Linked DNA regions of Mus musculus: all the other regions are linked to region 6. The links are chromatin loops, found by intact Hi-C in ENCODE. Cell type or tissue: left cerebral cortex. All regions are shown on one strand.

Region 1 (4,000 bases), 210 kb before region 6:
AGGAGGATATCATCCTGAGTGAGGTAACCCAGTCACAAAAGAACACACTTGATATGCACTCACTGATAAGTGGATATTAGCCCAGAAACTTAGAATACTCAAGATACAATTTGCAAAACACAAGAAAATCAAGAAGAGGGAAGACCAACATGTGGATACTTCATTCCTCCTTAGAATAGGGAACAAAATGCCCATGAAAGGAGTTACAGAGACAAAGTTTGGAGCTGAGACGAAAGGATGGACTATCCAGAGACTACTCCACCCGGGGATCCATCCCATAATCAGCCACCAAACCCAGACACTATTGCACATGCCAGAAAGATTATGCTGAAGGGACCCTGGTATAGTTGTCTCATGTGAGGCTGTACCAGTGCCTGGCAAATACAGAAGTGGATGCTCATAGTCATCTCTAAGATGGAACACAGGGCCCCCGATGGAGAAGCTGGAGAGAGCACCCAAGGAGTTGAAGGGGTCTGCAACCCTATAGGTGGAACAACAATATGAACTAACCAGTACCCCCAGAGCTGGTGTCTCTAGCTGCATATGTAGCAGAAGATGGCCTGGTCGGCCATCATTGGGAAGAGATGTTCCTTGGTATTGCAGACTTTGTATGCCCCAGTACAGGGGAATGCCAGGGCCAGGAAGTGGGAGTGGGTGGGTAGGGGAGCAGGGTGGGGGGAGGGTATAGGGAACTATTTGGGATAGCATTTGAAATATAAATAAAGAAAATATCTAATAAAAAAATTCCCTGAGCCATCTTACAGACACTTTTTGACAATTTCTTGACTGGGTTTTGTTGTCCAGCTTTAAGATTTCTTTTGGTGTTTCTGGTTCCCAATTGGGTTTCAAATGATCCACTGCCTTCAATAAGCCGTAGGGCTAAAGGGTAGACAGAAGTCTAGGTGCCAAGTCCCTGTTAAATACCTCCTTGGCAAATATGGTCTCCCATTCTTCAGCTTTCTTCTCATTTTCTCCATAATCTACCTTGATGCACAAAATTAAAATCTTAACCAACTCTAACTTGGGTATTTTTTCTTTTCTTGCTGATGCTTTTGGGATATTGCTGAATCTACTGGCAGGTCCCTCAACCAAATCAAGAACCCTCAAAATTCACACTTAGGTTTCATTATGAACAACGCATTATTAAAGTTGTCAGCTAGAGTTTTCGGACGTATGAGGCAATAGGTTTGAGTGCCTTGCGGTAACAAACTATGAATTCTCTCGCAGTGAATTAACACGACAGAAGCCAGATGCCATTTACCACACAGCGCAGCAAGCCCTGAGTGCTCTTCCCACATCTCACAGCTGCAGAGAAGAAGAAAAACCTGGGAGGTGTATTGAGAAATCAGCTCTCAAAATGTCTATTTTTTACTTGCTTTCCATTGGCCAGCAGCACTCAGTCACCGGGTCTTCAGCTAACTACAAGGAAAGCTGGGAAATGTAGTTTTCTTTGTGAAGGAACGTCAATAGGCGTCTGCACTGGCTCACCTGCTTGCTTTCTAGTCAGTCGCTAGCTTCGCGTGTTGAGCAGTACACAAAATAAACGAAACTATATATTTTAACTGAAGACATTAGAAAGTATCGTTCAGAAATTTTAGGGCTCATTCTTTTGCCTCCTTTATACTATGATAGATAGTTTATGCTGTAAATACAAACGGTTTTAGTATTTTAAAATTTCTGTGAGTTGCTTGTCTAGGGGTAGTAGCCTGGAGTTCCTGGACAGCTATTTGCTAATTGAGACTCTGGCGATGCCTGACCCAAGGCAGTGTCTGTGAAGTGTCTGCGACGCCCTTGAGATGGCAGCCTGCTACCGAATAAAGAATGTGAACAGAGCAGCCTTGTTCTGTGGGGCTCCCAGGATGTGTGGTCAGGGATTGGAGGATGGGTCGGGGCAAAGCAAAGGATGGAGACAGAGTGAAGATAGGCGAAGAACAGAGAAGCAAGGCAGGAGGGAAGCAAAACAAAGGAGAGGACGGGGAGAAAAGAGGAGACTCCCAAGACAGCGAGAGGGGCTTCTCCCGTATGCCTTGATCCACACACAGAAGGGAGAGCAGCGCCGAGCTGGGTCATTATTGGACATGTTGCCAGAGAGCTGGGACCAGACCTTGAGAATCTGTGTGCTCACATGTGTTCACACATGTTCTCCCGTGTGTTCACATGTCTGCACGTGCCTGCAAAGGCCTGTGACCAACCTCAGCACTGCTCCTCAGGAGCCACCACCTCGTTCTCTGAGATTACTGACCAGGGGCTCGCTGTCGTGGCTAGGCCCGCTGGCCCTCAAGCCTCTTGGATCCACTCCAAACACATGGCAACACACCCAGCTATTTTACACAGGGGGACGGGGATTGAACGCAGGCTGTCACGCTAACATGGCAAATGCTTTTCTCCTACAGATTTCCGAACTGTTCGGTGCTTCTGATTCGGTTCATCTGAAGAGAAGCACAGAGCCATAAGAAGCCTGAAAGTTTTCATCCCCAGCCGCTCCTACCTAGTGTGGCCAGCGTAGGGACCAAGATGCCAGGTTGGTAGTTAATTAGAAGTGGCCTAGCCTGGGGGGGGGGGAGGGGTAGCTTCTTGGATTTAACACAAAGCTCTGTCCTTCTAGTGATGTGACAGTTGTAAATTGGTCCCTTCTCTGTACCAATCCTCCTCTGGGGAAGGCAGGCAGGAGGCTTATATAAAAAGCATATTCAATTTTTTACAAATGAGAAACGTTCTGGAGGCTGGAGTGATGTCTCAGTCCGTAAAGGACTTGTCCTGCACGCCCGAGGACCTGCGTCTGATATCCAGAACTCATACCGAGTGTGGTAGTTTGTGCTTGTAATTTTAGGGGTGAGAGTGGCTTAGGCCACTCACTCGGTGAGTTCCAGTTCACTGAGACATTGTGACTCAGAGTGGATGCCACCTGAAGATAGTACTTAAGGTTGACTCTGGCCTCTATGTGCACTGGCGGGCACATACATGTGCACCCTCACGCACCCATGCACATAAACACACACAACTCACTGTTGGGGGTCTGGTGCTGTTGTGTATACAAATGCTAAGTTCTGAACCCCAAGACCTGATTGTCCCCAGATGAGTGAATTCTTACGTACATTGGCCTTTGTTGTGTAAAACTTGCTCCCCAATTTTAAGCTACTGGTTAAATAAAAATGCCTACAGTCAATTAATGGGGAGAATAGAGGTAGGCAGGGTTTTGAATCCGGGCTGGGGTTGCAGGTATGGACATCAAGGTGGGGAAAGAGAAGGAGAGAGAGAAGAAGAATGGAGACTGAGAAAGAGGAGGAGGCCACCATGGGGCCAGGTGGATCATGAGTGCATGGCCAAGAGAAGTGGATCCTAAAGTCAGGCTGATGGAGCAACCCGGGCAAGACTTAAACATCAAGTAACATGGGACCTATGAGTTGGATATAAGAATAGTTCAGAACCTGCCCAACCTTGGCTTACAGCTTATCAAATAAAATATCAAGGTTTGTGTGTGTGTGCCATTTATATGGGCTAGCTGCTTGAATATATAATTCAACTACAGCACACAAAAGAAATTCTGGGTGCTTAGAATATGCTACAGTTTTAAAAAAGCACAGTGGGAGAATAAGGCTTTCAGTTCATTCTTGGAGAACATCAGTCATTCTTCACTGTTTTGTAGTGCTACGGTTTGAGCCCAAGGGCTCATACATGCTAGGCAAGGTCTATACCAATGAGCTATATCCTAGCCCAAGAGAGCATGAATAGAAGTCCAATGCAATGTCTCAATCAAAAGCTTTAGTCTGTAACCTTGCAGAGGACCTAAGCTCCTTTATCTCCTTAGCTCCCATCACCCTATCTGCCCCTAAGCAGGGAGTCACCCTGACAGCTGATAAAGAGCTGACTTATCCATAGCTGTGGGCACTCTCTCCCAGGCTGCCCAAATTACAGATGAACTGTACACCCCTGCTGGCTCTTGGCTGACCTCAGAGCAGCGATGGTGCATAAATAAGACGTATGGGGAGGAAGTGACCCA
Region 2 (4,000 bases), 320 kb before region 6:
GTATTGGGGAGGCTTACACAGGAAGACCTTAAATTACAGGCCTGCGTGGGCTTACCCAGCTAGATAGTGAGGCCCTGGTTCAAGCAAAACAACCCAATACTCTTTTCCCCAAGTTACCAGGTCCCAAAATGTCAGTAAGTGCTAGGCAGATGTGAAGGCCATTTTTGTCAACTTGACATCAGGAATCAAAACTCCAAAATGGATGGGCCCACCAGTGATGGATTTCTGCTTAATTAAACCATTTGATATGGATCTTTGAGGTAAAAAAAATATACCTTTAATCCAGACCTTTTGAGGTGGGAAGAGACACGGTTAATGTGGATCTTCTGAGGTAGGAAGACATACCTTTAATCTGGGGCACACTTGTTGGCAGCTTATTTAAAGGACACGGAATAAGGAAGTTTTTGCTCTTTGCTGTCTCACTAGCAAGTCCATTCCTTCACTCACATTATAGCCTGCTTGAGATTCCAGCGTATGCTGAAGACCAGATGAGACATTCAGCTTTCAGTACTGAACAACTACTGAATTCCTGGACCTTCTGTGGGTAGACAGCCATTGCTGGACTAACTTGATCAAAGCCTGTGAGGTATTCTAATACATACTCTTTCCATATGTATATATTCATTTTGTAAGTTCTGTTCCTCTAGAGAACAGAAAAAAAAAAACAAACCAAAAAAAACCAGGCGTGTCACCAAGGAAACGGAAGTGTTCCATACTGTCACTCCAGCCTCCTTCCCTATCACACCCTTCCTTGTTCCTGTCAGCCTCCACGATCAAACATTAAACACAACAAAAGCTAATCTTCTCTCAGTGATCTCCAGGCTGGCTGCATCTCTACTGAAATTAGCCCTCTCTTCGGTCTGTGACTACGTTGCTCCTGCCAAGAATGTCATCTGAGACAAGCATTTTAATTTGAGCAGGCACATATCAATCTTATTTTGAAAAAAAAAAAAAAAGTGCCAATGGAATCCCAAAGAGCACAGCGAACTAAGAGCCGTGCTGCAGGTTTGGAGTGCGCAAAGGGCTTTCCAATAACGTCTTGTAATTCGACCTGGCAACACTCTGGCAGGAGGCTTATTACAATGCGGCAGTGCTACAGCACTCGAGGAACCAGGTCGGTGACCGCCTGGATCCAGACACTGGGTTAAAGGAGGGAAGGAGACCCAGACGAAGCTTCAGGTCCCGTATTTCACTTCCCCTCAAACCAAACCATCCCGGACGTTTTCTTTTTCTCTCTTTCCTTGCCCACAGCCAAACAGATCCTCAATAGGCGATCTTAACTGGAACCAGAGTCGCACGGATTCTCGTGCGATCGTGGGAAGTCTTGGCTTGCAGCCTCGCGAGGAGCCCGGGGTGACTTCTAGAGCAGCGGCTGCAGCTAGGCCAAGGCTAGGTGTTTGCAGCAGCCACCCTCAGCAGGTGTTCGCAGGAGGCCCTGAGCTTTGCAAGCTGAGCCTAGTTCCTCAGCCACTGCGCAGTGCGGCGTACAGCAAGGCGGTGTGTCTTCAAGGGAGCATGGGGGAGCCTATCCATATTTTTAAAGGGCTCGCGTCCTGCAGTCCAAAGCTGCTGCTCCGCAGGAAAGTGCACCTGCGCGGCGCACGGTCATGTGACCTAGCCTCCTGCATCTCCGCAGCTAGCCAGGCAGCTACCCGAGACAGCAGACGTAAGGTCCCAGGACAAAGAGTCAGGATAGCTCCTGGAAGCCGTCCTCCCGTGCAAGAGTAAATACCAACGCCCGCTACTCTCCGTTCGTCTTCCCGACCCTGCTCCGCTTGTAAGAGAGGCCGGCTCTACGCCAGGCCCGCGGCTCCCCAGCGTGTACCTCGCCGCTCCGGGTGCGCGCCCCACCCTCCAGGTGAGCAGCGCCAGGCCCCGCCCCCGCCGCCAGGGCCCGCCTCCCACCCGCGCCTGCGCAGTGCGTCCGGCGGCGCCGGGCGCCGGGGCGGCGCGGCCGTCGCAGTTCGGCGGGCGCAGTGCGCGTGCGCCGTGGCGGCCGGGGGGCGGGCGGCGGCCGCGGCGAGGAGCGGGGGTGGGGAGGCGCCGTCTGGCTCGGGCTGGGCCGGCGGGGAGCACGAGCGAACCACGGCGGCCCCGTGGGCAGCCTCGGTGGCCGACAGGTGAGACGCGCGTGGGGCTGGCTGCAGGGCCGTGAGGGGGGAAGCGAGTGGGCCTCTCACGGCGCGCGGACCCAGGTGAGCATAGCCCGCGGGGCCCCGGGCGCATTGTCCGCGGGCGGCGCCCCTCAGCGCCCCCTGCCGGCCGGGCTCGGTGGGGCCGGGGCGCGGCGGGCTGGGGCCGGGGCGTGCGCGAGTTCCTTTGTTCGTCGCCCCCGCCCGGTCCCCGCCGCCCCCGCCAACATGGCGCTCGCGGGGTCCCTGCCCCAGCCCCGCGGCCGCTTCCCGCGCGCTTTGTTCCGTGCCGGGCGGGGGGCGGGGGCGGGGGCATTGCGTAACCGGGCGGGGGAGGGGCGTGGCGGGACCCCCGCGACGGGTCATCCCGGTGACGCCCTGCCTGGGGGGCTCGGGGCGCGGGCCTGCGTGACCTTGGGTTTGCCTCCCCGAATGCGCCCGATAGATGTGCGGTGCGGATACTGCGCAGCGCCGGGGGTCGCGGTCCCTGGCGGCTTCCTGCACGGATGGTGCGTTCTGGGCCTTTCCGGGAGGCGGGGGGTGTCGGGTTGAGAAATGGCTTCAGTCATCCACGACGTTGCCTGCGCATCTCAAAGTTTGTTTACGCAATTGTTTTTATATTGATTTGGTTTCGATGGTCTATGAATTGGGTTTCGGGTTTTGTAAGGATTTTTCTCTCTGTGTGTGTGTGTGTGTGTGCGCGCGCGCGTGCAGTCTTACTTCTGGTTTAAAGGCTTGTTTATTTATCGTGTACATCCAAAAGCAATACAAGATTCGTTCAAGTGTTGTAAAGGATTTTAGTGTGACTAGCGAGAAAGATGGTATCCGTATCGAAATGCGAATGCCTCACTAACTTTCCTTGGAATTTTCTGGAAGAAGCTGCAGCCTGAAAGGATTGATGGAGAGTAATTGCCTTCTGCATAGCTTTTGTTAGAGAGTGAAAATGAAACCGGATCTTAGACGTTTTTTTACCTATACATCCTGAGCGCACTTCTGAGGTGGTGAAATTTTGGAAAGATAGAAGAGGCACATCTTTAGCCTTTTTAACCCCTTCAGTATTAGTTAATGGGTGAACACGATTTACAGGATGTCCGTTATCAGATTTGGTAATTGTGTATTAACGTAGCCTGCTATGTTTATAAAAACGTGTAGTGTTTCTCTCAATAAGTAAAACGAAATTAGCTTTAAAATCCTACTTTGACATGCCTAAGAAATGGATCAAGCAAAAGGCTTTCAGTCTAAGTGAATTTGTATGAGGTCTCCTGTACTCTAGACTGGCCTTGCGCCACTCTCCTTTTTCCGCCTGGAGTACAATCGAGTGAGGGGCTGTCTTTTTATACTTAGGATTTTTGAAATATATGTGTGTGGATGTTTTGTCTGCATATTTGTCTGTGTACCACATGTGTGTCTGGTGCTCAAGGAGTCCAGAAGAGGGCTCTGAACTCCCGGGACTGGAGTTAGACAATGGGAGTGCTGGGAATCAAACACGGGTCCTTTGGAAGAACAGCCAGTGAGTGCTCTTAACCGCTGAGCCATGCTTAAGGTTTTTTAAAAATAGATTTTCACTATGGAATTTCTCTAGTCAAGCCCACTTTAGTGTTCAAAGGAGGTGCTTTAAGCCTTTCTGGGATAGCTAAGCTCTGATGCTGCCCATCTCTTACATAGGATAGGGTGGTCACCCTTCACCAGGCCTAGTAACAGGATTGTAACCCTAGTTGTTGAGGAGGGTTGGAAGTTTAAGGACAGCTTGTATAATTTAAGGTCCTGTTTCAAAAAGTCAGAAGTCTGTGGTAGAGCAGTTGTCCTGCACATACATGTTGGACTCCAGGTTTTGCCTCCTAGTACAACAAACTACCTACCATGTAAAC
Region 3 (4,000 bases), 470 kb before region 6:
GCAGGAATGGAAACCCTGACTAAGACAGTACTGGAACTCACGAATAGCCTCTCATAGGCTCTCTTCATGGTGCCAAGCCTCAACTCCTTTGCATGACCCCTTCAGTCCTGGGACATCAATTGCAACTGAGGCTGCACTTTCACTAGTGGCCTTCCATGGCCTCTCACAGCACAGAACCTCAGCTGCTCTTCATGACTACTTCATGTCTTCAAAACCAGTATCACCTGGGTGACTCTTACACATTTCCAAGTCCAGCTGTAGCACGAGGTACAACCTTGGCTATCTCTGGAACACAGCCTCTTTGTGCTCTCAGGAAACATTTCCCAGAATATTTGATGCTGGTCTCTTCTTAATCACCACTAACTTCTTAGTTCCAGCTAACCAGCACCAATAATCTCAGTAATGCAAAGGTTTCGCTTTAGTAGTTCTGGTATCTTGTTAATCACAGCTGATTCTTCAGCCCCAGCTAGCCAAAACCACAGAATCTTCACAATCAAAATAGCAACGGCCCTGATAAGAGTCTTAATCTTCCCTCTGAAATTTCACAAGCCAGGTCTCCATCATTTGCACTTCTCTCAACATTATCTTCCAAGCTCCTACACAACATCCCACAGAGCTCTTAACATTCCAATGGCTCTTCTAGTTCAAAGTTCCAAAGTCCTTCCACAGTTCTCCCAAAACATGGTCAGGTTATCACAGGAATACCCCACTATGCTGGTAGCAGTTTGTCTTAGTCAGGGTTTGTATTCCTACACAAAACATCATGACCAGGAAGCAAATTGAAGAGGAAAAGTTTTATTCAGCTCACACTTCCACACTGCTGTTCATCACCAAAGGAAGTCAGGACACGAACTCACACAGGGCAGGAACCTGGAGGCAGGAGCTGATGCAGAGGCCATGGAGGGTGCTGCTTACTGGCTTGCTTCCCTTGACTTACTCAGCTTGCTTTCTCATAGAACCCAGGACTACCAGCCCAGGGGGCCCTTCCCAACCCCCACCCCCACCCCCACCCCCCACCCCCGACCTCCCACCCACCTTGATCACCAATTGAGAAAATGCCTTGCAGCTGGATCTCATGGAGGCATTTCCTCAAGGGAGGCTTCGTTCTCTGTGATAAGTTCAGCTTGTGTCAGGTTGACACACAACCAGCCAGTAGACAGAGTCTGTATTCTCTTCCTCTGCTTATGTTGCCAGATCAGTCTGTCTGTCTATCTATCTACCTTTTAGCTACTATCCATGATCAAGCATTTATTTATCTTATATCACTGATAATCTACTTAATCTATTCTTATCCTCTGTCTATCACATATATACCTGTCTCTTATCTATCAAATATCTGTCTATATTGTCTATCAATCATCTATCTTTCTACATACAGGGGTTTTTGTTTCATTTTTTTAGACAGGGACTCATTATATAGTTCAAGAAAGCCTATAACTTGCTTTGAATCCCCTCTGGCCTTCAACTCCTACCCTCCTACCTAAGCCTCCTGGGTGTTGGAATTACAGGTAGGAGACACCATTTCTGGCTAGTTTAAGAGACTGGCCTTAAACTCCTGTGTTCAATTAATCCTCCTGCTTCAGAATTCTGAGTAACTGAGAATATGGCGTGCACCATTCTGTCTGGCACTTTCATCCTGCTCAATTTTCCTGGATAACTCCCTGAGGTCACCTAGTGTGCATTCTATTAGATTAGAAGGAAACAGATGATTTCTGGATTTGGAGCAGAGGGTGACCTTAAGATCCTTGATCCTCCTCCTTCACTGTACATTTTAGTGTTTCTGTGCCAAGTGCTCCACCAACAGTTGCTGTAGTGAGAGAGTAACTTCCCTTTCTGATTTCACCTCAGGCCAGGAGTGGATCAAGCAATGGGGAAGACTGCAATATTAGAAGCTGACAGCAGGTGGCACTGTAGGAAAAGGATAAGCATTTTAGAGACAAAACTGTAGTGTGACACATCTGGTGATATGGGTGTGGAACAGCAAGCACCTCTTACACATCCTCAGGTGTTTCTCCCAGGGATGCTTCAGCTCAGACCGGCACTCGCTGTGAGACCCCTTCATCCCCTCTCCTGACATTCACACGTTCCTCATAACCTGGAAGAAAGTTTAGTGAAAAAAGCTTTGATGCTGGTGACCAGGAAAGCAAAGCCATTCTGTTGCTGGTGTTCCCATCACAGGCTCGAGACACACATCAATGGTGCTCTGCAAAGTCTCTGTGGTTGTGAACATGGGGGTCACACACTGTGCTACGACAACACAAACACCTTAGATACTGTCTTCATGGAAGTGTCCATGCAGTCTCTAGGACTGATAATGGTTGCTTCTCTTGGGGGTTAAATTGAAAGACTGTGTTGGGGCTCTCTTTTTTGTGACGCCTCCTAGGCCATCAGCTGTGTCAAGATGAAGCTAAACATCTCCTTCCCTGCCACTGGCTGTCAGAAATGCATTGAAGTGGATGACGAACGCAAGCTTTACACGTTCTATGAGAAGCGCATGGATACAGAAATTGCTGCTGCTGCTGCTCTTGGTGAAGAGCGAAAGGGTTGTGTGGTCCGGATCAGCAGTGGGAATGACAAGCAAGGTTTTCCCATGAAGCAAGGTGTTCTGACCCATGGCAGAGTGCGCCTGCTGTTGAATAGGGGGCATTCCTGTTACAGACTAAGGAGAACTGGAGAGAGGAAGCGCAAGTCTGTTCGCAGATGCATTGTGGACGCTAATCTCAGTGTTCTCAACTTGGTCATTGTAAAGAAAGGAGAGAAGGATATTCCTGGACTGACAGATACTACTGTGCCTTGTCGGTTGGGACTTAAAAGAACTAGTAGAATCCGAAAGCTTTTTAATCTCTCCAAAAAGATGATGTCCGCCAGTATGTTGTCAGGAAGCCCTTAAACAAAGAAGGTAAGAAGCCCAGGACCAAAGCACCCAAGATTCAATCAATGTCTTGTTACTCTACGGGTCCTGCAACACAAACGCTGACATATTTCTCTGAAGAAACAACGCAAAGAAAAACAAGGAGGAGGCTGCAGATTACGCTAAACTTTTGGCCAAGAGAATGGAGGAAGCCAAAGAAAAGCGCCAGGAACAGATTGCCAAGAGACGTAGGCTGTTCTCCCTAAGAGCCTCTATTTCTAAGTCTGAGTCCAGTCAAAAATGAGTCTTTAAGAGGAACAAATAAATAATGACCTTGAAAAAAAAAGGACTGTGTTTGGGATGTGACCCCTACTTTTTGCAAAGCCAGTGTTTTACAGTATCTGAAAAGAATGTTGTGTGCTCCATCCAAGTGGAGAATGGGGGGGGGGGTACTGCTAAAATATTCTTGGTGGGGTTTTCTTTATTTTTTTTCTTTATTCTTATTAAAGGGATAGGACATCAAGTGAACTAGAATGAGAAACAAAGATGTGGTGACAGTTTGTATATGCTTGGCCCAGTGAGCAGCACTATTCGAAGGTGTGGCCTTGTTGGTATGTCACTGTGGGTGTGGGTTTTAAGACCCTCTTCCTACTTGCCTGGAAGCTAGTCTTCTCCAAGCTGCCTTTGAAGCAAGAGGTGGGACTCTCTGCTCCTCCAACCCTACGTCTCCAATCAAACAACTAGGTATGTAGCCCAGTTGATGGAGAGCTTTCCCAGCATGCACAGAGCCCCAATACCATCCCTGGCACTGCATACCGTGGAGCTGAAAGAGGAGCTCACTCATGCAAAATGAGATCATTCCTATTTCAATCTCTGTTAAGCAGATACTCTGGTCGATGAAGTTTCTGTCTCTACTGGGCTGTGCACATCTCACGGTAGCTCTTGGGGAGATGCCGGACTGAGTTCCTCTTAATCACTGGTCACATTTTTCATCCATCCTTCACTAGATATCCATGAATCGTATCCAAACCATGAGGCAGCCCAAAGGCTCCTGTATTGAATCTGGTTCCTGGTCTCCAGATGGTGGTGCAATTGAGAAACAGTTGGATCGTGGTGGTCTAACCACTCAATGCTCCATCAAAGATCCTT
Region 4 (4,000 bases), 230 kb before region 6:
ATTTGAGTCTGGACTCTTCCTTAACCACTCTTGGACCCTAATACCACCAACCCTCCTGGGTTGTTCATTTCCACCTGCATACCATGTCACATGTGTACCAATGGACACATGTACGCATGCACGTGTGCACACGCACGCACGCATGCGAGCGTGTGCACGCACACACACACAAGTAAATAAGGTGATAATAAATTAAAAGAATAAATAAAACAAAACAAAACCTTGCCTTTGCCAAGTGGCCATTAGTGAGAGGCTCTTCTGCTTTTCACTATAGCAGAATTCTAGCTTTAAAGAAATCGCTTAAAGGAGCCAGAGTAGAAGTTCTAAGAGTGAATGTTTGTCACTTGTCATAGTGGCAAAGTCAGAGCACGTCCCTAGGTGTTCAAACTCAAGGTGTCTGGTCTTCACTCGAGGAAGGAAGTCTTTACCCTGCTATGGGGGTCTCTGAGAAAGAAGACAGTGTGCCAACAAGAGGAGACTGGGGGCTCCTCAGGGAGTAAACTGAGCAAACAGATTAAGAGGGATGTTGTTAAATGCACTGTATCTGGCACAGTCCCTGAAAGACTGACAGAGGCAGGACTGGAAGCTCCGAGCTTCCCTAGCTCAGCTGAGGACACCAAGGACACTGGGAGACCAGCCCTGTCACTTGCTGCCCCAAGCCAATGCCAATTCATCTCAACACCTGCTCACTCCCTGATTTTGGACAGAGTTTGGCTTCCTGAGAGTCACTGTAACAGGCTTCTGAGGGCCACTGTGACAGGCTGCTGCTGCTGCTGCTTCTTCTCCTCCTCCTCCTCCTCCACCTTCTCCTCCTCCTCCTCCTCCTCCTCCTCCTTCTCCTTCTCCTATGCCTGCACGCCAGAAGAGGGCGCCAGATCTCATTGTAGATGGTTGTGAGCCACCCTGTGATTGCTGGGAATTGAACTCAGGACCTCTGGGAAGAACATTCAGTGCTCTCAACCATTGAGCCATCTATCCAGTTCCCTGTGACAGGTTTCTGAGGGTCACTGTGACAGGCGTCTGAGGGCATTCTGAGCAGCGAGTGGGGAGAACGGGGGCCCAGGGCAGCACAGCCCTGTGCAACTTCTTTCCAACCAGCCCTACGATTTCACAAGAAGGGAATATGCTCACAGTACATAAGGCTCAGGTGTTCTGGGACTAAAACCCTGGAATTCTAGATCAAAGTCGTCTGTCTGTCCAGGCGTCTTTCCAGGGCCAGCAGAAGACTGCAACTGTGTCCCCAGTGCCTGTATCTGTTGTTTTGGTAGTTTAGTTCTAGATGAGAGGAATGAGTGGGGCTGGGGAGCATTTCACGGTCAGGGTCTAGGGCAAGAGGGAAGAAATCGCTTATGCCTTTGTTCTTGTGATTCTACGAAAAGGAAAAACAGTTGTGTAGGAACAGGCTCCAAGTAAATGTCCCCTAGAGCAGCAGGCACATAGATGTCCCCACTTCTTCCTCTCCTGTCCTTCAGCTAGACAAGGCCAGTGTGCTAGGACATTCTCACCTCCTTGACAGATGCAAGACAAAGAACCAGGCCTTGTGTCAGATTTTACATGAGTCTCTAGACAGCTTGAGGGAGCAGGGTCTTGGGGTTGACACTCCTGGGAGCCAAATGTTTTCCCTTGCCACTAGAAAGGGAATTTGAACCTCGTTCTCCTCCCTCCTTCCCTCCTCCCCTTTCTCTTTCCCTCCTCTCCCCCCATTTTCCCTTCCCTCCTCAGCTTCTATTCCTGCTTCCTGTTTTGCGCCCCCCCCTTTTCTTTGACAACCTATTGTGGCCCAGGATGACCTCAAACTCAACTCGATATACAGCTGAGAGTGACCTTGAACTTCTGACCCTCCGGCCTTCAGTCCCCAAGTGCTGTTCTTACAGATGTGTGCCAGCACCTCTGTTTATAACATGCTAGGGATGGAACTCAGGGTTTTGTGCAAGCTAGCTGAACACTTTACCAACTGAACCACACCCTTCAGCCCCCCTCTTGCTCTCTTATTTAAAATGCACCCGCATACTGTCAAACAAATAACCAGTCTTCTATCTCTTGGGTTGGTAGATAGGGCTCTAGTATCTCATGAGTTTGTTCCCTAAGAGGAGACTGCATTCACATGTCATAAAGTTTTGAGGGTTTTTAAGAGAACACTCTACCAGCAGGGGGCCCATCACTCCAAGCTAAAAAGAATTCCCCAGGAGGAAAAAAAAATGCAAAATGCTGGAAATACAATAAAGCCAAGAGGTCCCACAGCTGCCCAGTCTCCACAGGCACATGGCATGTGCTGAAAAGTTCTTTCAGCTTACAGGTCTCCCTGGACTCTTTTAATGACTACGTAGTACTCCACCTTGAGAGCCTCAGTTTACTCTCAGATGGTTGAGCATCGGTTGCTGTGCTTTTGAACATCAGATGCAAAATTCTTGTAATATCCTTGTTGCTAATCCCTGCTGATAGACATTTTACCTTTATCTTGTAATTTCCCTTGTGTCTATTCCCAGAAGTGGAATTAGTAGGCCAGAAGATTTTTAAAATACTTATTTTTTTCATGAATTTATTTATTTATTCACTTTATATCCCGATTGCAGCCCCCTCCCTCCTCTCTTTCTGGTCCCACCCTTACAAATCCCTTCTCCCATTACTCTCTCCCCTTCCCAGAGAAGGGAAGGCCCCCACTGGTACCACCCCACCTGGACACATCAAGTCAAAGCAGGACTAAGTGCATCCTCTCCCACTGAGGATGGACCAGACAGTCCAGCCAAGAGGAAGGGAATCTAATGGCAGGCAACAGAGCCAGAGACAGCCCCCACTCCAGCTGTTAGAGGATCCACATAAAGACCAAGCTGCATACCTGCTATGGATGTGTAGGGGGCCTATGTCCAGCCCCTGCATGCCCTTTGGTTGGTGCTTCAGCCTCTGTGAGCCCCCGTGGGTCCAGGTCAGTAGACTATGTAGGTCTTCTTGTGGTGTCTTTGACCACTCCTGCTCCCTTAATCCTTACCCCACCTCTTCCACAAGACTCCCTGAGCTCTGCCTGATGTTTGGCTATGGGTCTCTGCATCTGTTTCCATCTGCTGCTGGATGAAGCCTCCCAGGAGACAATTATGCTAGGTTCCTGTTTGTAGGTATAGCAGAGTATCGTTAATAATGTCAATAAATGACCCTCAACTGAAGAGTGGATAAAAAAAATGTGGTACATATATACAATGGAATGTTAGTCAGCTACTAAAAACAAAGACATCATGAAATTTGCAGGCAAATGGATGGAACTTGAAAATATCATCCTGAGTGAAGTTGCCCCGATCCAGAAAGACACATGGTATATACTCACTTATAAGTGGACATTAGCCATAAAGTACAGGACAACCACACTACAATCCACAGACCCAAAGAAACTAAGTAACAAGGAGGGCCCAAGGGAGGATGCTCGAATCTCACTCAGAAGGGGAAATAAAACAGAGATCGGAGGTGGATGGAGGGAGGGAACTGGGTGAGAAAGGGGGTGAGGAGAGGAACAGGGAATATTTTTATGTTTAAGGATTAATATTTTGTGTGTGTGGCATCTGTACATGAGTGCACACCTGTGTCGAGATCAAAGGTTCATGATGAGTGTTTATCTTAAACACTTCTCCATTTTATTTGTTTTTGTTTGTTTATTTTGAAACAGGGTCTGTCTACACAGCCCTGTCCATCATGGAACTCACAGAGATCCAAGTGCTTGGATTAAAGGTGTATGTCACCATGCCTGGCATTTACTTATTTAGTGTGCATGTGTTTGTGTGAGTGTGTCTGAGTGTGTGTGTTGTGTGTATGCATGTGTCTACCCAAGCCATAGCACTCATGCAGAAGACATAAGACAATGACAAGGAGTTAGTTCTCTCCTCCTGTGTGTTTCCTGTGATAAAACTCAGGTTGACACCACCCCCAGGCCCCCACCCTCCCCCGTAGCAAGCACCAACACCCCTTGAGCCATCACACCAGGCCACTTCTCTTTTTTTTTTTTTTTTTTTTTTTT
Region 5 (4,000 bases), 200 kb before region 6:
TGGTTTAACAAGATCAAACCAGTCAGTATTTCAGTATGGAGCGGGAGGGCTCATGCATGGAGGGGGAGGAATCATGCATGGAGGGGGAGGGCTCATGCATGGAGGGGGAGGAATCATGCATGGAGGGGGAGGGCTCATGCATGGAGGGGGAGGAATCATGCATGGAGGGGGAGGGCTCATGCATGGAGGGGGAGGGCTCATGCATGGAGGGGTGGGCTCATGCATGGAGGGGAGGGCTCATGCATGGAGTGGGAGGAATCATGCATGGAGTGGGAGGGCTCATGCATGGATGGGGAGGGATCATAAATAGAGGGGGAGGGCTCATGCATGGAAGGGAAGGGCTCATACGTGGATTGGGGATCATGAGTCTTCAGTTCTAACTGAGGAGTATTGACAGCTGATACCTTCTAGGGGAGGGAGAATCCATTTTCTTCAGGAGTCTGGCTCCTGCTACATTGACCACACTCCATTCAATGGTCCCATGTTTGTGAGTATACATGGGCAGCACATATGGGACTCAGTGTGCTATTGAAAAACAAAAACAAAAACAAAGCCAGACACAAGAGGACTTGAAGTTGGGAGAGGAGAGGAGAGGAGAGGAGAGGAGAGGAGAGGAGAGGAGAGGAGAGGAGAGGAGAGGAGAGGAGAGGAGAAAAGAGAGAGAGAGAGAGAGAGAGAGAGAGAGAGAGAGAGAGAGAGAGAGAATGTGTGTGTGTGTGTGTATCTGGGAGGACTTAGGAGGAGGGGGAGGAGTAAATATGATCAAAACACATGCTTGCACATATGAAATTCTAAATTTTATATTAAAATATGGTAGAGATTGATCGTTAAGTGGACGAAGTGTCTGCTGCACAGGCACATGGACCGGATTGTGAATCCCTAGCATTCCTATAAAGAGTCAGTACCATGGTGTGGGCCTATAAGCCCACACCACCTCTGGGAGTGCTCGGAGACAGAAGTCGGAGGATCGGGGCTTGCTGGCCAGCCTATCTTGCTGACTTGGTAAGCTTCAGGTTCAATGAGAAATCCTGCCTCAAAAATAATGTGGAGAGCAATTGATGAAGCCACCCTGATGTCAGCCTCTGGCCTCCGCATGCTTGTGGACACATGTATATGTGCACATGTATATGTGCACTGACCATCCCGCCATCACACACACACACACACACACACACACACACACACGAGAGAGAGAGAGAGAGAGAGAGAACTAAAGAGTTTGTCTCAAGCTTTTGAAATAATTTTGAAAGAAAGTCAAAATCAGAAGGTGCAAGAAAAGATCTTAATTGAAAAAGTCTGACAGAGCAAGGCCATGGTGGCCCTGAACAAATATTTCACCACCAGGGCTGGTAAAGGTAGAGGGGGTGTATGAGCAGTAAGGAGCAGTGGAAAAAAACACAGACTGGAAAAGACAGTTTTCATTTCCTTTAAAAAAAAAGTGTAGGGGGGGTGGGGGTGGGGGCTGGAGAGATGGCTCAGTGGTTAAGAGCATTAACTGCTCTTCCAAAGGTCCTGAGTTCAAATCCCAGCAACCACATGGTGGCTCACAACCACCCGTAATGAGATCTGACGCCCCCTTCTGGTGCATCTGAAGATAGCTACAGTGTACTTATGTATAATAATAAATACATCTTAAAAAACAAAAAGTGGGCTGGGCAGCGGTGGCTGCCTTTAATCCCAGCACTTGGGAGGCAGAGGCAGGTGGATTTCTGAGTTTGAGATCAGCCTTGTCTACAGAGTGAGTTCCAGGACAGCCAGGGCTACACAGAGAAACCCTATCTTGAAAAAACAAAAGCAAACAAAACAAAACAAAACAAAAAGTGTGTGTGTGTGTGTGTGTATTAATGCCTGTAAGTGTGGGTTACCTGTGTCAGTGTGTGTGTGTATTCATGCCTGTGAGTGTGAGTTACCTGTGTCAGTGTGTGTGTGTGTGTATTCATGCCTGTGAGTGTGGGTTACCTGTGTCAGTGTGTGTGTGTGAGTGTGTTACCTGTGTCAGTGTGTGTGTGAGTGTGTTACCTGTGTCAGTGTGTTTTGTTTGAGACAGGGAGGATTTGCTCATTCTCCGTGTTAGGTGGGCTGTGAGCTGCTGGGCATCCTCCTTGTCTCCTTTCCCATCTTTCTGTAGGCACGCTGACATCACAGACTTGAGCTACTGTGACCAGCTTTACATGGGTTCTGGGGATTTGAACTCAGGTCCTCATACTTGCATGGCAAGTGCTTTATCCTCGGAGCCATCTCCCCATCTCCCCATTTCTCTTTGCAACTATGTCACCTCTTCTTGTTCATGGCCTGGCCAATACAATGTGAACAGAAAAAAAAATTAGTTTCCATCTGGGGTTTGTTTTCAGAGGGTATTGATTTTTAACTTCCCAGAGACGATTTTCTATGCAGCAATATTTTACTCAGCGGGAAGAGTGCCAGTTTTTAAATGTTTATAGATCTGTTTCTCTGAAGGGAAAAAAAAAATCACAAGCTAGAAAGAAAAAAAGAAAGAAAAAACACACAATGCCTTACAGAGTTCCAAATGGCAATTGGGGGTTTGAATGGAAAAGATTGTTTTCTTACCAGAAAGCCACTAGAAGTCAATTTCTGAAATTATATCTGGCAATTTCTGGCTCTGTTTTGGAGACAGGACATTTTCTGAACATTCAAAACAAGTAAGAATTTGCCAAGGTCCTCTAAGCCCTTTGTAAGAGACAAGAGAGAAGGAATATTGTACAGAGGTTTCCTGGTATACACGTAAATGTACATGTTTTATAATCAGTGTGTGATGGCTTTTTTCCTATGACTTTCTGTATGTGTGTGTCTCATGGGCATGCATGTGCACGTGTGTGGAGCCCAGAGGTGGGTGATGCCTTCTTCAATTGCTCTCCACCTTATTTTTTGAGAAAGTCTTTCACTGAACTTGGAATGCTCCAATTCCGCTAGAGTAGTTGGCCAGTGGACCCCAGGGTGCCTCCTGCTTCTGCCTCCTCTGCCGCAGGCTTGCTAACACATGCCATCAGGCCCAACATTTTATGTAGCTTCTGGGAATTTAAACGCAGGTCTTCCTGCTTGTACAGCAAGCAAGCACTTTGTCGAGAGAGGCATCTCTTCAGCCCTGGAATGTTGCTTCTTCAAAAACATTATTTCAAGGGACTGGAGAGATGATTCGGTGGTTAAAAGCACTTGTTGCTCTTGCAGAGGACCAGGGTTCAAATTTTCAGCACCCATAACTCCAGTTCCAGGGGATCTGATGCCCTCTTCTGGCCTTTGCCAGCATCACATACATACATACATACATACATACATACATACATACGTACATGCAGGCAAAACACTCATATACATGAAATACATAGAAAAAAGAGAAGAGGCTGGTGTGATGGCTCAGAGATTAAAAGCACTAACTGCTCTTCCGGAGGTCATAAGTTCAAATCCCAGCAATCACATGGTAGCTCACTACCATCTGTAATGAGAAACAAATAAAAAACCTATGGGCTGGAGCGAGTGGGGCCGGCCAGGGGCTGGGAGCAAGATGGAGAAGGGAAGGAGGCGGTGGGGGGGGGCGTAGAGAAGTAAAAAAATAAATAAATCTAACACTCTCCCCCCCATACTTCCTTCTCACTTCCTGAAGGCATTGCATGTATAACTGTGTAGCCACAGTATTTATGTATTTGCATACAAGTGACTTCTTTTCACTGTTTTAAAATGGAATTATAAGATACATGACATGTCTGTCTGGCTTTACAGAACTCCCCCTCATTCATAAATATGACTTTCATACTCTTCCCCCCCCCCTCACCCACCCATTCTGATGTGTGTCTAAGAGGCTGTGGTGTGGTGATTTAAACCTCATATCGTCTTCCATTTGACAGTGGGCATTCATTTGAATCGCCATGTTTCATCGCTAGGGTGTAAGCTCTGGTGCATCCATTTTGATATGGTAGATGGAGGCAGATATAAAAATTTGGGTTTGCCGGGTGGTGGTGGTGCACGCCTTTAATCCCAGCACTTG
Region 6 (4,000 bases):
CAAGATCATTGTAGCAACTTCCAGGTCAGGTTAGGTTACATGATACTCCATGATGATGATGATGATGATGATGATGATGATGGGAGGAGGAGCAGGAGGAGGAGGAGGAGGAAAAAGAGACTTGTAGAATTGTCCTGCCTGCCTCAGGAAGAACTTTTAGAAGCCCAGTGTGGAGCTTGGTTGGGTGTGAGAGGGGGCTCAATGGGTGCCAGGGGTCCTGAGCATGTGAGCCCCCTCTGTATCACCAGTATCTCATCCTCAGAATCACTCTGGGATTCTGGGAAATCTAGAATAGCAGATGCCTGCGAGGGGCCAGGAATCTAGGAGATTCCTCTGCCAAGAAGCTACAGGCCTCCTCTTTCCAATGTCACCAATGCTAAGCTCCCCCACCCCCCCAGTGATGGAAAAAGAAGAGGCTTACACTAAACCCACTGCTCCCAGGGGGTATCTCAGGGGTGCAGAGTCTCCCGGGAGTCACTTTCTCTTCTCAGCCCTATAGTACCATCTATAGAGGAACCCTTGGTATCCTTCAGGGATTGAAGTCCCTGTTGGGAGAAGCTCCTGCTGGTGGGTGGGCCCCACGGTGTTGGCCCATGTGTCTAGGAACCAAATGTAGGCCTGGAGCTTAAACACTGTGAGTAAATCCTCAGCGGGGACGCAGAGTCGGCTATTTTCAGCTCGCCTCACTTGGACCTCATCAGATATTTAAGAATCCAGTAACTTTAATTTAAACTAAGTGAGCATAGAGAGCGGGTGGCCATGCTGTGATCATCACCGACGGTATGCACCTGTCACCACGCCACACCCACAAAGATGTACAAGTAGGTGTGTCAACGACAGTAAAAAAATAAACGGTCAGCCCGTGCCCATCAAACACTGCCTTCACAACTGCTCGGCAGAGCACCAGAGTCTCGGAGGTGAATAGAGATGAGACGTAAGCCAGGTTAACTCATCCACGGGCCAGTGGGCAGGCCTGGTGACACGGCTCATTATTGGTGAAGTGCTTGCCATGCAAGCATGAGTGAAAACTTGAGTTCAGGACCCCCCAGCACCCAGGTAGAAAGCTAGGTTTGGTGTATGCATCTGTAATCCTAGTGCCGTGGGCAAGTAGACTGGAGGATTCCCTGGAGCTCAGTGGCCAGCCAATGTGGCTGCATGGATGTGCTTCAGGTTCAGTCACACACATGGGAATGCATGTGCATGCATTTGCATCACAGACGCACATGCTTATTCTCTTTCTTACATGCACCCACACATGCACGCACACATACACACAGACACATGCATGCACACAAGACACATGTATGCACACACAGATGCATGCACACAGACACAGACATATGTATGAACACAGACTCAGACACATGCATGCACACACACATAGGCACATGCATGCACACATGCACATAGACACATGCCTGCACACATACACATGCATACACACATGCATGCACACACAGAGACACTTAAGTTTTCAGGGTCTGATGTTTGCACTCAAGGCCTTCACAGCCAAGTATGGCCTTCTAGTCCCAGGCATTGTAAATATGCTATTTTATACTCCTGGCCCAGACTTCTTCCTTTCAAGCCACACTCAAAGTTCACGTCATTACCCTTCCCTTCCCTTTCTTCCTTTAACCTCAGTGGCCGCTGCTTCCAGGACAGTTCGAGTTCCTTCCTCTCTGAGCTCTGCTCAGTGCAGTGGCCGCAGGGTTCTTGCCCAGGCTCAGGCTGCTCTTCCTGCCCTCCCTCTGTGGTCAAACTGTAGGGCTGTCTGCCAGGTGGGCCAAAGGCCCATCCAGACCCCAAAGGAATCAGCCCAAGGAAGTCGGGTGCTTCTCACGGTGCTGCTCCAAACCTCATCCTGGAGGACCCAGAAGTCTCTCAGATACCACTTTTCCTACTGTGTTCTGGTTTTCCTCACCTCTCCTTTCTTCCCTTTCATCCTCCTCTCCTTCCTCTCCTTCCTTCCTTCCTTCCTTCCTTCTAACCCTCCCTCCCTCACTTTTCCTCATCCTGAGAAAAATCTGATTCCCTCTACAGCTGGGAATACTGGCTTACCAGCTCCCACGTGGTGGGTGAGAAGTAACGCAGTATTTCCTGGTGCCTGGAGATTTCCAAGTGGAAGCTTGCTCGTTTCTGCTGCAGTTACAGGATTCACAGATTCGCACTCTGAGGTTTCTTCTCTGGCAGCTCCAGGCCCCTAACAGCTTTCCCTGGTTTCTATCTTAGAGACTTGGCCTATGTTCCAAGCACTCCCTGCACATCAGCCCTCCACACGCGTTAGCATTTTCCACACGTGGGGTTGCTGAATGGTGATCACTTGCTCTAAAGCTCCTTCTACTTTCATCTCCTTACAGAGCCTATTTTCAACACTCTTCCCGCAGTCGGGCCTGCACGCCTTCAGGAACCCACCACCACTCTCCCAATTGTTCCCTGAAATGAACGTTCCTGGCGCGCCCTCTCGTGGACTGTTGAAGTAACCATCTGTCTCTAGGAAGCCATGGCAACCACGCATGCGCAGGGCCACCAGCCAGTCTTGGGAAATGACACTCTCCGGGAACATTACGATTACGTGGGGAAACTGGCAGGCAGGCTGCGGGACCCCCCTGAGGGTGGCACCCTCATCACCACCATCCTCTTCTTGGTCACCTGTAGCTTCATCGTCTTGGAGAACCTGATGGTTTTGATTGCCATCTGGAAAAACAATAAATTTCACAACCGCATGTACTTTTTCATCGGCAACTTGGCTCTCTGCGACCTGCTGGCCGGCATAGCATACAAGGTCAATATTCTTATGTCCGGCAGGAAGACGTTCAGTCTGTCTCCAACAGTGTGGTTCCTCAGGGAGGGCAGTATGTTCGTAGCCCTGGGCGCATCCACCTGCAGCTTACTGGCCATTGCCATTGAGCGACACCTGACCATGATCAAGATGAGGCCATATGATGCCAACAAGAAGCACCGCGTGTTCCTTCTGATTGGGATGTGCTGGCTAATTGCCTTCTCGCTGGGTGCCCTGCCAATCCTGGGCTGGAACTGCCTGGAGAACTTTCCCGACTGCTCTACCATCTTGCCCCTCTACTCCAAGAAATACATCGCCTTCCTCATCAGTATCTTCACCGCCATTCTGGTGACCATCGTCATCTTGTATGCGCGCATCTACTGCCTGGTCAAGTCCAGCAGCCGCAGGGTGGCCAACCACAACTCTGAGAGATCCATGGCCCTTCTGCGGACCGTAGTGATTGTGGTGAGTGTGTTCATTGCCTGTTGGTCCCCACTTTTTATCCTCTTCCTCATCGACGTGGCCTGCAGGGCAAAGGAGTGCTCCATCCTCTTCAAGAGTCAGTGGTTCATCATGCTGGCTGTCCTCAACTCGGCCATGAACCCTGTCATCTACACGCTGGCCAGCAAAGAGATGAGGCGCGCCTTCTTCCGGTTGGTGTGCGGCTGTCTAGTCAAGGGCAAGGGGACCCAGGCCTCACCCATGCAGCCTGCCCTCGACCCAAGCAGAAGTAAGTCAAGCTCCAGTAACAACAGCAGCCACTCTCCGAAGGTCAAGGAAGACCTGCCCCGCGTGGCTACTTCTTCCTGCATCATTGACAAAAACAGGTCGTTTCAGAACGGGGTCCTCTGCAAGTGACGGTCTCAACAGGGCAAGCTCTGCAGCCACACCTATTTATTGCATGCATCACTTCCACGTGGGGCCTTAAGAGATCTTAACTCTGGAGGTCTGCTTGCTGTGGCCAGACTGTGTGGTATCTCCTGAGGAGGAGACCCAAGGAGTCACCAACGCATTTCAGCCTGGACTTGGATGTGACTTATCTGTTGCGGGCTCCATCCTTCTGAATGTACCAAGCTGCTGACACGGTGCACTGCCTTCGGATGCCGCTACCCCTGGTCCAGGGAAGGCAGGTGGTGATGTGCTATGCACATGCACATTGGGATGATGTCTCCCTGCGTTCACACTACATTTATTTTCCATAGAATGGGTGCTCATGTGTGT

What was found. Peaks named below come from ENCODE experiments on the same cell type or tissue, not always from the same donor. Only the 100,000 strongest peaks of a DNase experiment are listed, where the experiment ranks them.
Region 1: a loop joins it to region 6, with 8 times the contacts of the local background. A loop is called at or near these places in 24 of 42 quality-filtered maps.
Region 2: it touches region 6 in a loop (4-fold over the local background); 28 of 42 quality-filtered maps call a loop at or near these places.
Region 3: a loop joins it to region 6, with 7 times the contacts of the local background. A loop is called at or near these places in 41 of 42 quality-filtered maps.
Region 4: a loop joins it to region 6, with 4 times the contacts of the local background. A loop is called at or near these places in 35 of 42 quality-filtered maps.
Region 5: it touches region 6 in a loop (5-fold over the local background); 15 of 42 quality-filtered maps call a loop at or near these places.

What each region holds. Positions count from the first base shown.
Region 1 is chr13:51,206,766-51,210,765 of GRCm38, forward strand. It overlaps Gm46414 (a long non-coding RNA gene), which reads left to right and starts at 1,876. Exons shown (of 5, transcript XR_001780947.2): 1 at 1,876-2,521. In left cerebral cortex, a CTCF peak has its summit at 1,782; DNase peaks (open chromatin) are centred at 1,374 and 1,822; H3K4me3 peaks cover 544 bases; H3K27ac peaks cover 1,322 bases.
Region 2 is chr13:51,098,871-51,102,870 of GRCm38, forward strand. Spin1 (spindlin 1) reads left to right here and starts at 2,010. Exons shown (of 6, transcript NM_146043.4): 1 at 2,010-2,120. 9430083A17Rik (RIKEN cDNA 9430083A17 gene) reads right to left here and starts at 1,857. Exons shown (of 1, transcript NR_029463.1): 1 at 1-1,857. In left cerebral cortex, a CTCF peak has its summit at 2,255 (motif pointing left); DNase peaks (open chromatin) are centred at 503, 755, 1,601, 1,826 and 1 more place; H3K4me3 peaks cover 3,124 bases; H3K27ac peaks cover 2,277 bases.
Region 3 is chr13:50,947,821-50,951,820 of GRCm38, forward strand. It overlaps the pseudogene Gm8779. Among named protein-coding and RNA genes, the nearest start is that of 1700048B10Rik, 16 kb to the left of the region's middle. In left cerebral cortex, CTCF peaks have their summits at 1,890 (motif pointing right) and 3,943; DNase peaks (open chromatin) are centred at 1,904, 3,034 and 3,890.
Region 4 is chr13:51,189,790-51,193,789 of GRCm38, forward strand. No RefSeq gene overlaps it. Among named protein-coding and RNA genes, the nearest start is that of Gm46414, 17 kb to the right of the region's middle. In left cerebral cortex, a CTCF peak has its summit at 2,162 (motif pointing right); a DNase peak (open chromatin) is centred at 2,154.
Region 5 is chr13:51,212,489-51,216,488 of GRCm38, forward strand. The region is part of intron 1 of Gm46414 (a long non-coding RNA gene); the gene reads left to right. Among named protein-coding and RNA genes, the nearest start is that of Gm46414, 5.8 kb to the left of the region's middle. In left cerebral cortex, CTCF peaks have their summits at 1,599 (motif pointing left) and 3,244 (motif pointing left); no DNase peak of the experiment used is centred here.
Region 6 is chr13:51,416,285-51,420,284 of GRCm38, forward strand. It overlaps S1pr3 (sphingosine-1-phosphate receptor 3), which reads left to right. Exons shown (of 2, transcript NM_010101.4): 2 at 2,358-4,000. The coding sequence starts at 2,501. The coding sequence ends at 3,637. Gm32834 (a long non-coding RNA gene) reads right to left here and starts at 2,402. Exons shown (of 3, transcript XR_873398.1): 1 at 2,059-2,402. In left cerebral cortex, a CTCF peak has its summit at 2,468 (motif pointing left); DNase peaks (open chromatin) are centred at 638, 1,031, 1,741, 2,438 and 2 more places; H3K4me3 peaks cover 1,621 bases; H3K27ac peaks cover 1,954 bases.